Linked DNA regions of Homo sapiens: regions 2, 3 and 4 are each linked to region 1. A link is a contact called in ENCODE Hi-C or POLR2A ChIA-PET data. All regions are on one chromosome and are shown on one strand. Each heading gives the region's core, a stretch centred on a gene start or an enhancer-like site at or near the end of the contact. The rest is flanking DNA. Distances are from core to core; before and after follow the strand shown.

Region 1 (2,945 bases), core at 175-2,674:
TCTTTCTACTGTTTCTGGCCCCACCCCACCCCCAAGGGCCAGCAGGGAATCCCTCTGGAATTTCCTAAGGAAACTTCTTTTCAAAAGACAAGAACTCCTCCCTAGGAGGCTCATCAAACAACCAGGAAAGATTAACCACGCCAGGACAGACTTTTCACCCGTTCTTCCGAGGGCAGCTGGAAGAAGTCCCTGGACGGTCCTGAAACCCAGGACCAGAAAGATAGGAGGGTGGGCTGAGGACCCAATACCCTGTGAAGTTCCCAAGAGAAGCCTCCACCCAAAGACTGTCTGATAAGGTGGCCGCGCCTAGGGAAGGTAAAAAGAGGGCAGGCACAGTGATTTTTTTTTTTTAACATCGGAGTGTCAGGGGGTTATTTTCTGCTTTGCTCGCATGTGAAATGTTCACAAACGGAAAATGAACTTTTTAAGAAGTGCCATCTAGGGCTCCTTGGAAAAGATGACAGTTAAAACACTGGGTCTTGCCAGGCGCAGTGGCTCAAGCCTGTAATCCCAGCACTTTGGGAGACCGAGGCAGGCAGATACCTGAGATCAGGACTTCAGCACGGCCAACATGGTGAACCTGTCTCTACTGAAAATACAAGTTAGCCGGACGTGGTGGCGGGCACCTGTAATTCCAGCTACTCAGGAGGCTGAGGCAGGAGAATCACTTGAACCCGGAAGACGGAGGCTGCAGTGAGCCCAGACAGTGCCACTGCACTCCAGCCTGGGCGACAGAGTGAGACTCCGTCTCAAAAATAATAGAAATAATGATAATAATAATAATGTGAAGTGGATGTACTGGAGGGAGAACTTAGGGTTGGGGAATGCGGGGAAATTTAGGGATTTACTGCAGCCCTGGGAGGAGCGAAGCTGGGGGACGGGGTCGTGGGTTTGAAACCCAGCTTCCCACACCTTTGGAAGACTCCGAAGGAAACGGGGACCGCCTAAGGGAGGAGGAACTGGGGACCCCACAGGCCACGGCTCCTCCCGCACGAACCCCACACCCGAGGCGGGATTCCCCCTAAGACCCTCCTGAGGCCCCCGCACGATCTGGGGAGACGCGGGGCTGCGGGCGCGGAGCTGCCCTGAGAGGGCTCCGGGGCCGGGACAGGACACCCGGGGTCCCGGCGGCTGGTCCAGCTCCACCCGGCGACCGAGGGGACCAAGGGTCGAGCTGCGCCTGGGGGACTCGGGTCCCAGACCCCCACAGTCGCCGCGGGGAGGCCCAGGTCCAGCCACTGCCGGTTCCGACCAGCTCCTCCTCAGGTCTCCGGACGCCCGGCTCCGCACGCTCACCATTTCCGGCTTCCGGGTGTCCTGGGTCCTTCCTGGGGCTGGAGCAGCCAGAACAGGTCCCACACGACAAAATCAGCCGTATCCGGGGCACCAGGGGCTCCCCGAGGAACTAAAACCCGGACCCGAATGGGGGGCCGGCGGGAAATGAGACCGCTTCGGGCTTTGGAAGTTGCCCCTCCTCCCGGCGCACCTGATTGGACAGTTTGCCGCACAGCGCCTCTGACTGGCTGGTGCCCCAGGTCCCGCCCCTGGGGCTTGAGCGACAGGAGAGGTGATCGGAATCCTCAAATAATCCGCTCGCTGTGTGGGGTGTGACTGACAGGTGCTACCCACAGCCCCTCGCTGGGACCTTGGACCTGGACTTGCATGGAAGCAGAACTTGCTCCCGTTAGGGTCAACCCAACCAGACTGTTCCCCTCCTTCCCCCATCAGTCTTACAATACAGTCCTTTGTGACCGCCACACAACTCCCCCCGGGCTAGAAGTAGACCTCCTCCCCACTGACCCTTCCAGTAACTGTTTGTTCAAAAGACTTCAGCTGAACCGGCAGACAGTTCCAGGATGCGGTCACAACACCTGCCCACCTTGCATAACAAAGCTGGCAAAAACATCTCCAGGATGCGGTCAGGACACCTGCACCCCCGACTCAGTTCTCACACCCCAGCCCAGTTCCTCGCCCTATAAAGCCCTGCTGTAGTCTGTAAGCGGGGCTGCCTCCTCTAACTGTGGGGGAGCAGCCCAGCAGGTTAATAAAACTTACTTGACTGACTTCAGGTCTCTTCGTCCTTTCGGCTGACCTTACAGCTCCTGGTTTTCCGGAGCAGGCCCTGTCGGCTTCCTGTACTCAGTGGGTCCTTCCTGCTGCTTTTTTTTTTTTTTTTTGAGACGGAGTTTCGCTCTTGTTGCCCAGGCTGGAATGCAATGGCACGATCTCAGCTAACTGCAACCTCCGCTTTCCGGTTTCAAGCGATTCTCCTGCCTCAGCCTCCCGGGTAGCTGCGATTACAGGCGCCCACCACCACTCCCGGCTAATTTTTGTATTTTTAGTAGAAATGGGGTTTCACCATGTTGGCCAGGCTGGTCTCGAACTCCTGATCTCGTGATCCGCCGGCCTCGGCCTCTCAAAGTGCTGGGATTACAGGCGTGAGCCACCGCGCCCAGCCGCCTCCTGCTTCTTTTTCCGGAACACCGGTCACATGAGTGTGCACGGAATTCCAGACTCCGTGTTCAGTGAAGCCATCCCTCCACCTTGGAGCTGGAGAGACTCCCAGGTCACAATGGAACAGGTAGGAGGCCCTGATGTCCTCCAGAGATCAGGAATTTATGAGGCTATTGGTCCCATGGCCAAGGCTTCCTACACGTTACTTCTTCTCAGGCTACTCCTTTTCAGCCAAGAAAATAAAAACATGCCTTAAAGGGAACAAAATTATTAAATGCAGGGAAAAACTGGAGTAAACCACTTTTTTTTTCTTTTTTTTTGAGACGGAGTCTGGCTCTGTCGCCCAGGCTGGAGTGCAGTGGCACGATCTCAGCTCATTGCAACCTCTGCCTCCCAGGTTCAAGAGATTCTCTTGCCTCAGCCTCCCGAGTCCGAGTAGCTGGAACTACAGGCATGTGCCACCATGCCCGGCCAATTTTTTTTTTTTTTTT
Region 2 (2,945 bases), core at 219-2,718, 500 kb before region 1:
TTAAGATTCTTACTTTTTTTTTTTTTTGAGACGGAGTTTCGCTGTTGTTGCCCAGGCTGGAGTGCAATGGCACGATCTCGGCTCACCGCAACCTCCTCCTCCCGGGTTCAAGCAACTCTCCTGCCTCAGCCTCCCGAGTAGCTGGGATTACAGGCATGCGCCACCAAGCCCAGCTAATTTTGTATTTTTAATAGAGACAGGGTTTCTCCATGTTAGTCAGGCCGGTCTCGAACTCCCGAACTCAGGTGATCCGCCTGCCTTGGCCTCCCAAAGTGCTGGGATTACAGGCGTGAGCCACTGCGCCTGGCCCTTCTTTTGTGTGTGTGAAGGAGTCTTGCTCTGTCACGCACACTTAAGTACGATGGCGCGGTCTCAGCTCACTGCAACCTCCGCCTCCTGGGTTCAACCAATTCTCGTGCCTCAGCCTCCCAAGTAGCTGGGATTACAGGTGCCTGCCACCACACCTGGCTAATTTTTGTATTTTTAGTAGAGACGGGGTTCACGGTGTTGGCCAGGATGGTCTAGAACTCCTGACCACAAGATCCTCCCGCCTAGGTCTCTCAAAATGCTGGGATTACAGGCGTGAGCCACCGCGCCCGACCAGGAATGGGTTTTTAACCCCAACGTAGTTTTTGTTTTTGTGTCCTTCCCCTATTGGCTGGGGTCAGACCGCACAATCTAAGCTGATCCCGGTTGGCTTAGACCCAAACTTTTTCCAAATAGGATAAACGAGCGATTTGCGAGAAAAGGAAAAGGGAGAAAAAGGGGTAGGGTTGTTTTACAACTTTTACAACTTCTGATCAGGAAGTTGAGTCTTTGAAGAGGAATTTAGTTGTCCTAGCAACCCTTTACCTCAAGTGATCCGCCAGCCTTCGCCTCCCAAAATGCTGGGATTACAGACGTCAACCACCGCGCCCGGCCCCATAAATTTTTAACAAAAGAAAAGAGAAACTGTGAACCCCACGGACCAAAGCTCTTCCGAATCGTGAACCCGCACCCCGAGTCAAGATTCTCCCCTGATGACCTTCTCGTGGTTCCCGCACCATCTGGGAGAGACCCGAAGCTGCGGGTGGAGAGCTGCTGCACAGAGAGGGCGCCAGGCCAGGGCACGGTCACTGCGCAGGGAAGAGACAGGACGCCCCGGGACCGGCTGTCAGCGCAGCCACCATCTTATGGCTGAAGGGGACTGAGGCCGAGCTGGGTAAGGAGAAGTCCGGACGCAGATTGTGGAGCTGACTACGGGGAGGCCTGAGTCCCTCCACAGCCACTTCCCATCAACCAGTCCCTCCCCTCTCTCAGGATGTCCAATGGGCACTCTCACCATTTCTAGGCTTCTAAGGGGTCCCGGCATCTTGGCTGTGGATCTCCCAATACCTACAGGACACAGGGCCACAGAGGGTGGGCCTCTAGGAGCAGAGGACACAGAGTAGCGAAGAGGCGACCTAGAGCTCCAGATGCAGCGAGAGACAAAGGCCGCGCCAAACCCGGAAGCCGTCCTCTTTGCTCCAGCTGCCTGCCTGATTGGACGGTTTCCAGCCCAGCGTCTCTGATTGGATAATGCTTAAGGCCCCGCCCACTCAGTCCCTGAGTGACAGAGGATGTGATCAGATGCTGGGCTGAGTGATGAAAGAGTAACAGCCTAAGCTGCAGCCTTTTCAGGCAGGGCTTCCTCCCTGAGCTGAGCCAGGCCCACCCTAGAGCAAGGGAAAATTCTATCTCTTTTTTACTCTCTCTCTTTTTGCATGTATTCAAAAGGTGAACAGAAGTATTTTGCTGTCATATTAATAATACATAAAATTTTTGTTAGAAAATCAACTTTTACTTTGGTAATAGTGTATTATCAATACTAAAGCTAATTTTAATAAAACCTTATATATAAATCAGATTTGTCACTTTTGACCTCTCGAGATTTACACATATATTTCATAATCACTTGTAATTTTTTTAACTTTTTATATTTTATCTACATTCTTTTTTTCAATTTGAAACAACCTTTAAGTAATTTCAAATTGTTACAGGAAATAGAAATCATTTAGAACCAGGCGCAGTGGCTCACGCCTCTAATTCCAGCACTTTGGGAGGCCAAGGTGGGCGGATAACTTGAGTCAGGAGTTCAAGACCAGCCTGGCCAACATGGTGAAACCCCATTTCTACTAAAAATACAAAAAATTATCTGGGTGTGCTGGTGTGCACTTGTAGTCCCAGCTACTCCGGAGGCTGAGGCAAGAGAATCGCTTGAACCCAGGAGGCGGAGGTTGTGTAACAGCCCAAGGGTTTTACCTTGCCTTTTGTCTAGACAGAGCTGATTCATAAAGACAGGCCTTTTGCCTAGACAGAGCCCATTCATCAAGACAGGGGAATTTGTGGAGGAAAAGTTAAATATTAATTTTGAAATAAATTGAACACAGACACAAACAATGGTCACCAAGTCTCAGAACCGGTTGTGTGACCCCCTTGAGGCATTCATTGAGGCATTCATGTAGTGTCATTTCAGAGAAATCTCTGTTTCAATCTATTCCTATATGTTAGTTATTGAAAAACAAGATAACGTTTTTGTGTTCCTTGAGCCCAGTCGCAAAGGGCCCTAGTGACTGGGCCTCATGCCAAACATTTCAGCTCCATCAGGTCATTTATGTTCCTCTCCAAACTGTTTATTCTAGTTAGCAGTTCCTCTAACCTTTTATCAAGGTTCTTAGCTTCTTCAAATTGGGTTCGAACATGTTTCTTTAGCTCAGCAGAGTTTGTTATTAACCATCTTCTGAGGCCTACTTCTGTGAATTCATGCATCTCATCCTCTTATGTTCCTCTCCAAACTGGTTATTCTAGTTAGCAGTTCCTCTAACCTTTTATCAAGGTTCTTAGCTTCTTCAAATTGGGTTCAAACATGTTTCTTTAGCTCAGCAGAGTTTGTTATTAACCGTCTTCTGAAGCCTACTTCTGTGAAT
Region 3 (2,945 bases), core at 150-2,649, 410 kb before region 1:
CATCATTATCAGTAAGACCCATCCAGTTTCCTTTCATCTTAATCTTAACTGCATCTGCCTGGACAAACTCCATCTCAAAAAAAAAAAAAAAACCCTCCTTTTGCAGGCTTAATATTAGCCTTAGCTCGGAATCACTAGGTTCAAGCTTTAATTTCCATGCCAGAGTTATTCACTGGGTTTTTGAAACTAAGTGTTGGAAAATACAGTGAAGTTACTAAAACACAGTGTTTACATAAAGGATGGAAATTTTAAGATGCTTACTTTTTTTTTTTTTTTTTTTTTTGAGGACTCTCCCTCTGTCGCGCATGCTGGAGCGCGATGGAGGGATCTCAGCTCACTGCAACCTCTGCCTCCCGAGTTCAAGCAATTCTCGGGCCTCAGCCTCCCAAGTTGCTGGGATTACAGGCGCTTGGCACCACTCCAGGCTAATTTTTGTATTTTTAGTAGAGAGAGGTTTCACCACGTTGGATAGGCTGGTCTAGAAATTTGACCACGTGATCCGCCCGCCTCGGCGCCCCAAAGTGCTGAAATTACAGGCAGGAGCCACCGCGCCTGGCCGGGAAGGGGTTATTAGCCCTAATGCAGTTCTGTTTTTGTTTTCCCTCCATTGGCTGGGGTCAGACCGCACAATCTAAGCTGATCCCGGTTGGCTTACACTCAAGCTTTTTCCAAATCGGGTAATGCGCGATTTGTGAGAAAAGGAGAAGGGAGAAGAAGGGGTAGGGGTGATTTACAACTTTTCCAACTTATGACCAGGAAGTTGCGTCTTTGAAGAAGAACTACGTTGTACTAACAACCCTTTACCTCAAGTGATCCGCTCGCCTCGACCTCCCAAAATGCTGGGATTACAGGCATGAACCACAGCGACCGGCCCCATAAGTTTTTAATAGGAGAAAAGAGAAACTGTCAACCCCATGGACCAAAGCTCTTCCCATTCATGAACCTGCACCCCGAGTCAGGATTCTCCCCCGAGAACCCTCCCGTGCTCCCTGCACAATCTGGGAGAGACGCAGCGCTGTGGGTGCAGAGCTGCCCAGAGAGGGCTCCAGGCCAGGGCAGGGAAGAGACAGGACGCCGCGGGGCCCGGCTGTCGGCGCTGTTGCCATCTTATGGCTGAAGGGGACTGAGGCCGAACTGGGCAAGGAGAAGTCGGTCGCAGATTGTGGAGCTGACTGCGGGGAGGCCTAAGTCCCGCCACAGCCACTTCCCATCGGTTCCAACCAGTCCCTCCCCTCTCTCGGAATGCTGGAAAGGCACTCTCACCATTTCTAGGCTTCCGGGGGTCCCTCAGCTGTGGATCTCCCAATACCTGCAGGTCACAGGGCCACAGAGGCTGGAGAAGAAGACACGAAGCAGCTAAGACCAGATTTGGAGCACCAGCTGCAGCAAGAGACAAATGGCCGCGCCAAACCCGAAAGCCTTCCTCTTCGCTCCAGCTGCCTGCATGATTGGACGGTTTCCAACCCAGCGTCCCTGATTGGATAATGCTTAAGGCCCCGCCTCCTCAGTCCCTGAGTGACAGAAGATGTGATCACATGCTGGGCTGAGTGAAGAAAGAGTCACAGCCTCAGCTGCAGCCTTTTCAGGCCGGGCTTCCTCCTTGAGCTGAGCCAGGCCCACCGGAGAGCATGGGAAAATTCTTTTTTACTCTTTCTCTTTTTGAATGTATTCAAAAGGTGAACAGAAGTATTTGGCTGTCATATTAATAATACAAAAAATTTTTGTTCAAGAGAAAACTTTTACTTTGGTAATAGTGTATTATCAATACGAAAGCTAATTTTAATAAAACCTTGTAAGTAAATCAAATTTGTCATTTTTGACCTCTCGAGACTTACATATACATCATATATATTTTGTAATCTAATGTAATTTTTTTAACTTTTTATATTTTATTTTTATCTACATTCTTTTTATTTTTTCAATTTGAAACAACTTTTAAGTAATTTCAAACTGTTATAGGAGACAGAAAGGAAATCATTTAGGGCCAGGCGCGGTGGCTCACGCCTGTAATTCCAGCACTTTGGGAAGCCAAAGAGGGCGAATCACTTGAGGTCAGGAGTTCAAGACCACCCTGGCCAACACGGTGAAACCCCATTTCTACTAAAAATACAAAACCTTACCTGGGCGTGCTGGTGCACACCTGTAGTCCCAGCTACACCGAAGGCTGAGGCAGGAGAATCTCTTGAACCTAGGAGGTGGAGGTTGTGTAACCGCCCAAGGAGTTTACCTTGCCCTTTGCCCAGACAAAACCAATTCATCAAGACAGGGGAATTTGTGGAGGAAAAGTTAAATATTTAATTTGAACTCAATTGAACGTGGACACAAACAATGGTCACCAAGTCCTGGAAGAGGTTGTGTGAGCCCCTTGAGGCGTTCATCCAGTGCTATTTTAGAGAAATCTCTATGTCAATCTATTCAATCTATTCCTATACATTCGTTATTGAAAAACAATAGACAAGGCCGGGCGCGGTGGCTCACGCCTGTAATCTCAGCACTTTGGGAGGCTGAGGCGGGCGGGTCACGAGGTCAGGAGATCAAGACCATGCTGGCTAACACGCTGAAACCCCGTCTCTACTAGAAATACAAAAAATTAGCCAGGCCTGGTGGCAGGCGCCTGTAGTCCCAGCTAGTCGGGAAGCTGAGGCAGGAGAATGGTGTGAACCTGGGAGGCGGAACTTGGAGTGAGCCGAGATCGCGCCACTGCACTCCAGCCTGGGCGACAGAGCGAGACTCCGTCTCAAAAAAAAAAAAAAAAAAGAAAGAAAGAAAAAGAAAAACAATAGACAATCACAAAAACAAGTTGACCTTTCTGTGTTCCTTGAGACCAGTCATGAAGGGCCCTGGTGACTAGGCCTCATGCTGAACAACTCGTTACAAAAAGAGCTAGGTTCCCAGACCGCGCAGAAGCGTCATTATACCTCTCCTGGTCTGTGCACCGATGGGTG
Region 4 (2,945 bases), core at 318-2,817, 300 kb after region 1:
TTAAGTTTTTTTGTAGAGATGGGAGTCTTATTATGTTCGCCAGGCTGCCCTTGAACTCCTGGGCCCAAGCAATCCTCTCACCTCGGCTTCCCAAAATGTTGGGATTACAAGCGTGAGCCACCACACTCAGCCAACTTTATTATTATTATTTTTTAAAGAGATGAGGTCTCGGCCAGGCACGGTGGCTCACGCCTGTAATCCCAGCACTTTGGGAGGTCGAGGTGGGCAGATCACGAGATCAGGAGATTGAGACCATCCTGGCTAACATGGTGAAACCCTGTCTCTACTAAAAATACAAAAAATTAGCCGGGCGTGGTGGAGGGCGCCTGTAGTCCCAGCTACTTGGGAGGCTGAGGCAGGAGAAAGGCATGAACCCAGGAGGCGGAGCTTGCAGTGAGCCAAGATGGCACTACTGCACTCCAGCCTGGGCGACAGAGTAAGACTCCGTCTCAAAAAAAAAAAAAAAAAAAAAAAAAAGAGATGAGGTCTCATTATGTTGCTAGTCTCACTTTGAACTCCTGGGCTTCAAGCTAGCCTCCTATATCAGCCTCCCAAGTCACTGGAACTACAGGTGTGTGACTACACCCAGCTGAGCCCTTTTTAAGATCCAGGTCTCAGGCCGGGAGTGGTGGCTCACGCCTGTAATCCCAGCACTTTGGGAGGCCGAGGCAGGCAGATTACGAGGTCAGGAGTTCAAGACCGGCCTGGCCAACATAGCGAAACCCTGTCTCTACTAAAAATACACAAATTAGCTGGGCATGGTGGCGGGCGCCTGTAGTCCCAGCTACTTGGGAGGCTGAAGCAGGAGAATCGCTTGAACCTGGAAGGCGGAGGTTGCAGTGAGCCAAGATCACCCCACTGCACTCCAGCCTGGGCGACGGAGCAAGACTCTATCTCACCAAAAAAAAAAAAAAAAAAATCCAGGTCTCAGTGCCAGGCGCGTTGGTGGCACGCACCCATAGTCCTAACTACTTGGGAGGCTGAGACAGAAGATCACTTGAGGAGTTTTAAGGCTGCAGTGAGCCAAGATTATGCCACTGCACTCCAGCCTGGGTGACAGAGCAAGACCTTGTGTCTAAAAAGCAAGGGGGTGGCCAGGCACGGTGGCTCACGCCTGTAATCCCAGCACTTTGGGAGGCCGAGGCAGGTGGATCATGAGGTCAGGAGTTTGAGACCAGCCTCACCAACATGGTGAAAACCCTGTCTCTACTAAAAATACAAAAATTAGCTGGGGGTGGTGGTGCATGCCTGTAATCCCAGCTGTTTGGGAGGCTGAGGCAGGAGAATCGCTTGAGCCTGGGAGGTGGAGGTTGCAGTGAGCCGAGATCACGCCACTGCACTCTAGCCTGGGCAAAAAGACCAAGACTCCATTTCAAAGAAAAAGAAAAGGAGGCGGAGTGGGGTGGGGCCTCAGCTTGTGGACAGGCATTATGGTCACAGGAGCTACTCTTGTCCTTCCTGAGTTGGGACTGAGCACAGCAGCCCAGCCAGCTGGTAGGAGGGAGTGGCTGATCACTTGGGCCTGGGAGGAGTCAGGAGTTTATTCTGACCGGAAGAGGAAATGACTGTTTCGCAAAGTGCACTGAGCTTTGAGCTTTTTTTACCCCGCTGGTAAAATTATTTGTTTGAACTTCATCAGCTTCCTTTATTCAAGGATGTCATTGAGCATCTAGGGTGGCCACATTTAGCAAGTGAAAATATAGGATGCCCCATTAGATTTGGATTTCAGATCAGTCACGAATGAATACCCTTTTAGTATAAGTGTATCCCAAAGCATCTTCCATGTGCCAGGAGTCAGTCTGGGTTTGGATAATCCACTTAATACACAGACTGGTGCCTTCCAAGGAACTGGTCAAACACGAAGGTCAGAGTCTTTTGTGGCTTGGGAGACACAAACAGGCTGCAAAATCCACTTCAAAATCCACTTCCAGGTCAGGCACAGTAGCTCATGCCTGTAACCCCCCAACAATTTGGGAGGCTGAGGCAGGAGGATCGCTTGAGGCCAGGAGTTTGAGACCAGCCTGGGCAACAAAGCAAGACTCCATCTGTACAAAAAATAATTTAAAAATTGGCTGGACATGGTGGCTTACCCCTGTAATCCCAGCACTTTGGGAGGCTAAGGTAGATGGATCATTTGAGGACAGGAGTTTAAGACCAACCTGACCAACATGGCAAAACTCCATTTCTACTAAAAATATTAATACAAAAATTAGCCAGGCGTGGTGGCATGTGTCTGCAATCCCAGATACTCTGGAGGCTGAGGCAGGAGAATCACTTGAATCTGGGATGGGGAGTTGCAATGAGCAGAGATCACACCACTACACTCCAGCCTGGGTGACAGAGTGAGACTCTGTCTCAAAATTAATTAATTAATTAATTAAAAACTGTCTAAGTGTGGTGGTGTGCATTTGCAGTCCTAACTACTCTGGAGGCTGAGACTGGAGGATCCCTTGAGCCCAGGAAGCCGAGGCTGCAGTAGGCTACAATTGTGCCACTGCACTCCAGCCTGGGTGACAGAGCAAAACCCTTTCTCTAAAAAAAAAGAGTTAAAAATGTTGCTGGGCACGGTGGCTTATGCCTGTAATCCCAGCCTTTTGAGAGGCTGAGGTGGGAGGATCGCTTGAGCCCAGGAGTTTGAGAACTGCCTGGGCAACATAGTGAGACCTCATCGCTACCAAAAAAAAAACAAAAACAAAAAAAACTCTACTTTGGCCCCAAATTATGACCCGTGTGGGTGTCCCCAATTCTAGTTAGATGCCCATGTTGTATTGGTCAAAATGCCATTGCCGGACAGGCATAGTGGCTCACGCCTATAATCCCAGCGTTTTGGGAGGCCAGGGCAGGAGGATCACTTGAAGTCAGGAGTTTGAGTCCAGCCTGGCCAACATGGTGAAACCCTGTCTCTACCAAAAATACAAAAATTAGCCAGGTGTGGTGCTGGGTGC

The links. Hi-C counts contacts between places; a loop is a spot of excess contacts on that map. ChIA-PET counts read pairs that join two places held with the same protein, here RNA polymerase II (POLR2A). Pooled maps may share reads with other maps.
Region 2: a map of B cell shows a loop between it and region 1 (11-fold over the local background). The contact joins the promoter of ZNF486 here to the promoter of ZNF101 in region 1. A Hi-C loop is called at or near these places in 3 of 168 maps with a recorded cell type or tissue (B cell, chondrocyte and naive thymus-derived CD4-positive, alpha-beta T cell), 4 of 37 single-sample maps with no recorded cell type and 17 of 50 pooled maps. POLR2A ChIA-PET finds 5 or more read pairs at or near these places in 7 of 52 experiments (WTC11, activated CD4-positive, alpha-beta T cell, activated CD4-positive, alpha-beta memory T cell and 4 more).
Region 3: a loop to region 1 is called in a map with no recorded cell type, with 13 times the contacts of the local background. The contact joins the promoter of ZNF90 here to the promoter of ZNF101 in region 1. A Hi-C loop is called at or near these places in 3 of 37 single-sample maps with no recorded cell type and 10 of 50 pooled maps. POLR2A ChIA-PET finds 5 or more read pairs at or near these places in 7 of 52 experiments (CD4-positive, alpha-beta T cell, GM10248, OCI-LY7 and 3 more).
Region 4: a pooled map shows a loop between it and region 1 (3-fold over the local background). The contact joins the enhancer-like site here to the promoter of ZNF101 in region 1. A Hi-C loop is called at or near these places in 2 of 168 maps with a recorded cell type or tissue (CD8-positive, alpha-beta T cell and naive thymus-derived CD4-positive, alpha-beta T cell), 23 of 37 single-sample maps with no recorded cell type and 16 of 50 pooled maps. POLR2A ChIA-PET finds 5 or more read pairs at or near these places in 3 of 52 experiments (CD4-positive, alpha-beta T cell, GM12878 and naive thymus-derived CD8-positive, alpha-beta T cell).

The regions. Positions count from the first base shown.
Region 1 is chr19:19,667,318-19,670,262 of GRCh38, reverse strand. It overlaps ZNF101 (zinc finger protein 101), which reads right to left and starts at 1,424. Exons shown (of 4, transcript NM_033204.4): 1 at 1,297-1,424. The coding sequence starts at 1,299. RefSeq lists enhancers at 603-1,168, 1,169-1,735 and a silencer at 1,015-1,214.
Region 2 is chr19:20,165,737-20,168,681 of GRCh38, reverse strand. ZNF486 (zinc finger protein 486) reads right to left here and starts at 1,468. Exons shown (of 4, transcript NM_052852.4): 1 at 1,322-1,468. The coding sequence starts at 1,351. The region is part of intron 5 of LOC105372310 (a long non-coding RNA gene); the gene reads left to right. RefSeq lists an enhancer at 1-886.
Region 3 is chr19:20,076,454-20,079,398 of GRCh38, reverse strand. It overlaps ZNF90 (zinc finger protein 90), which reads right to left and starts at 1,399. Exons shown (of 4, transcript NM_007138.2): 1 at 1,264-1,399. The coding sequence starts at 1,266. RefSeq lists an enhancer at 977-1,456.
Region 4 is chr19:19,371,798-19,374,742 of GRCh38, reverse strand. The region is part of intron 1 of LOC124904656 (a long non-coding RNA gene); the gene reads left to right. Among named protein-coding and RNA genes, the nearest start is that of GATAD2A, 32 kb to the left of the region's middle. RefSeq lists an enhancer at 2,680-2,945. Within about 2 kb of position 1,567, at least 29 of the 41 ENCODE cell types and tissues checked have a DNase peak (open chromatin) inside an H3K27ac peak, as active enhancers do; they include CD4-positive, alpha-beta T cell, CD8-positive, alpha-beta T cell and GM12878, where a contact is called at or near this core.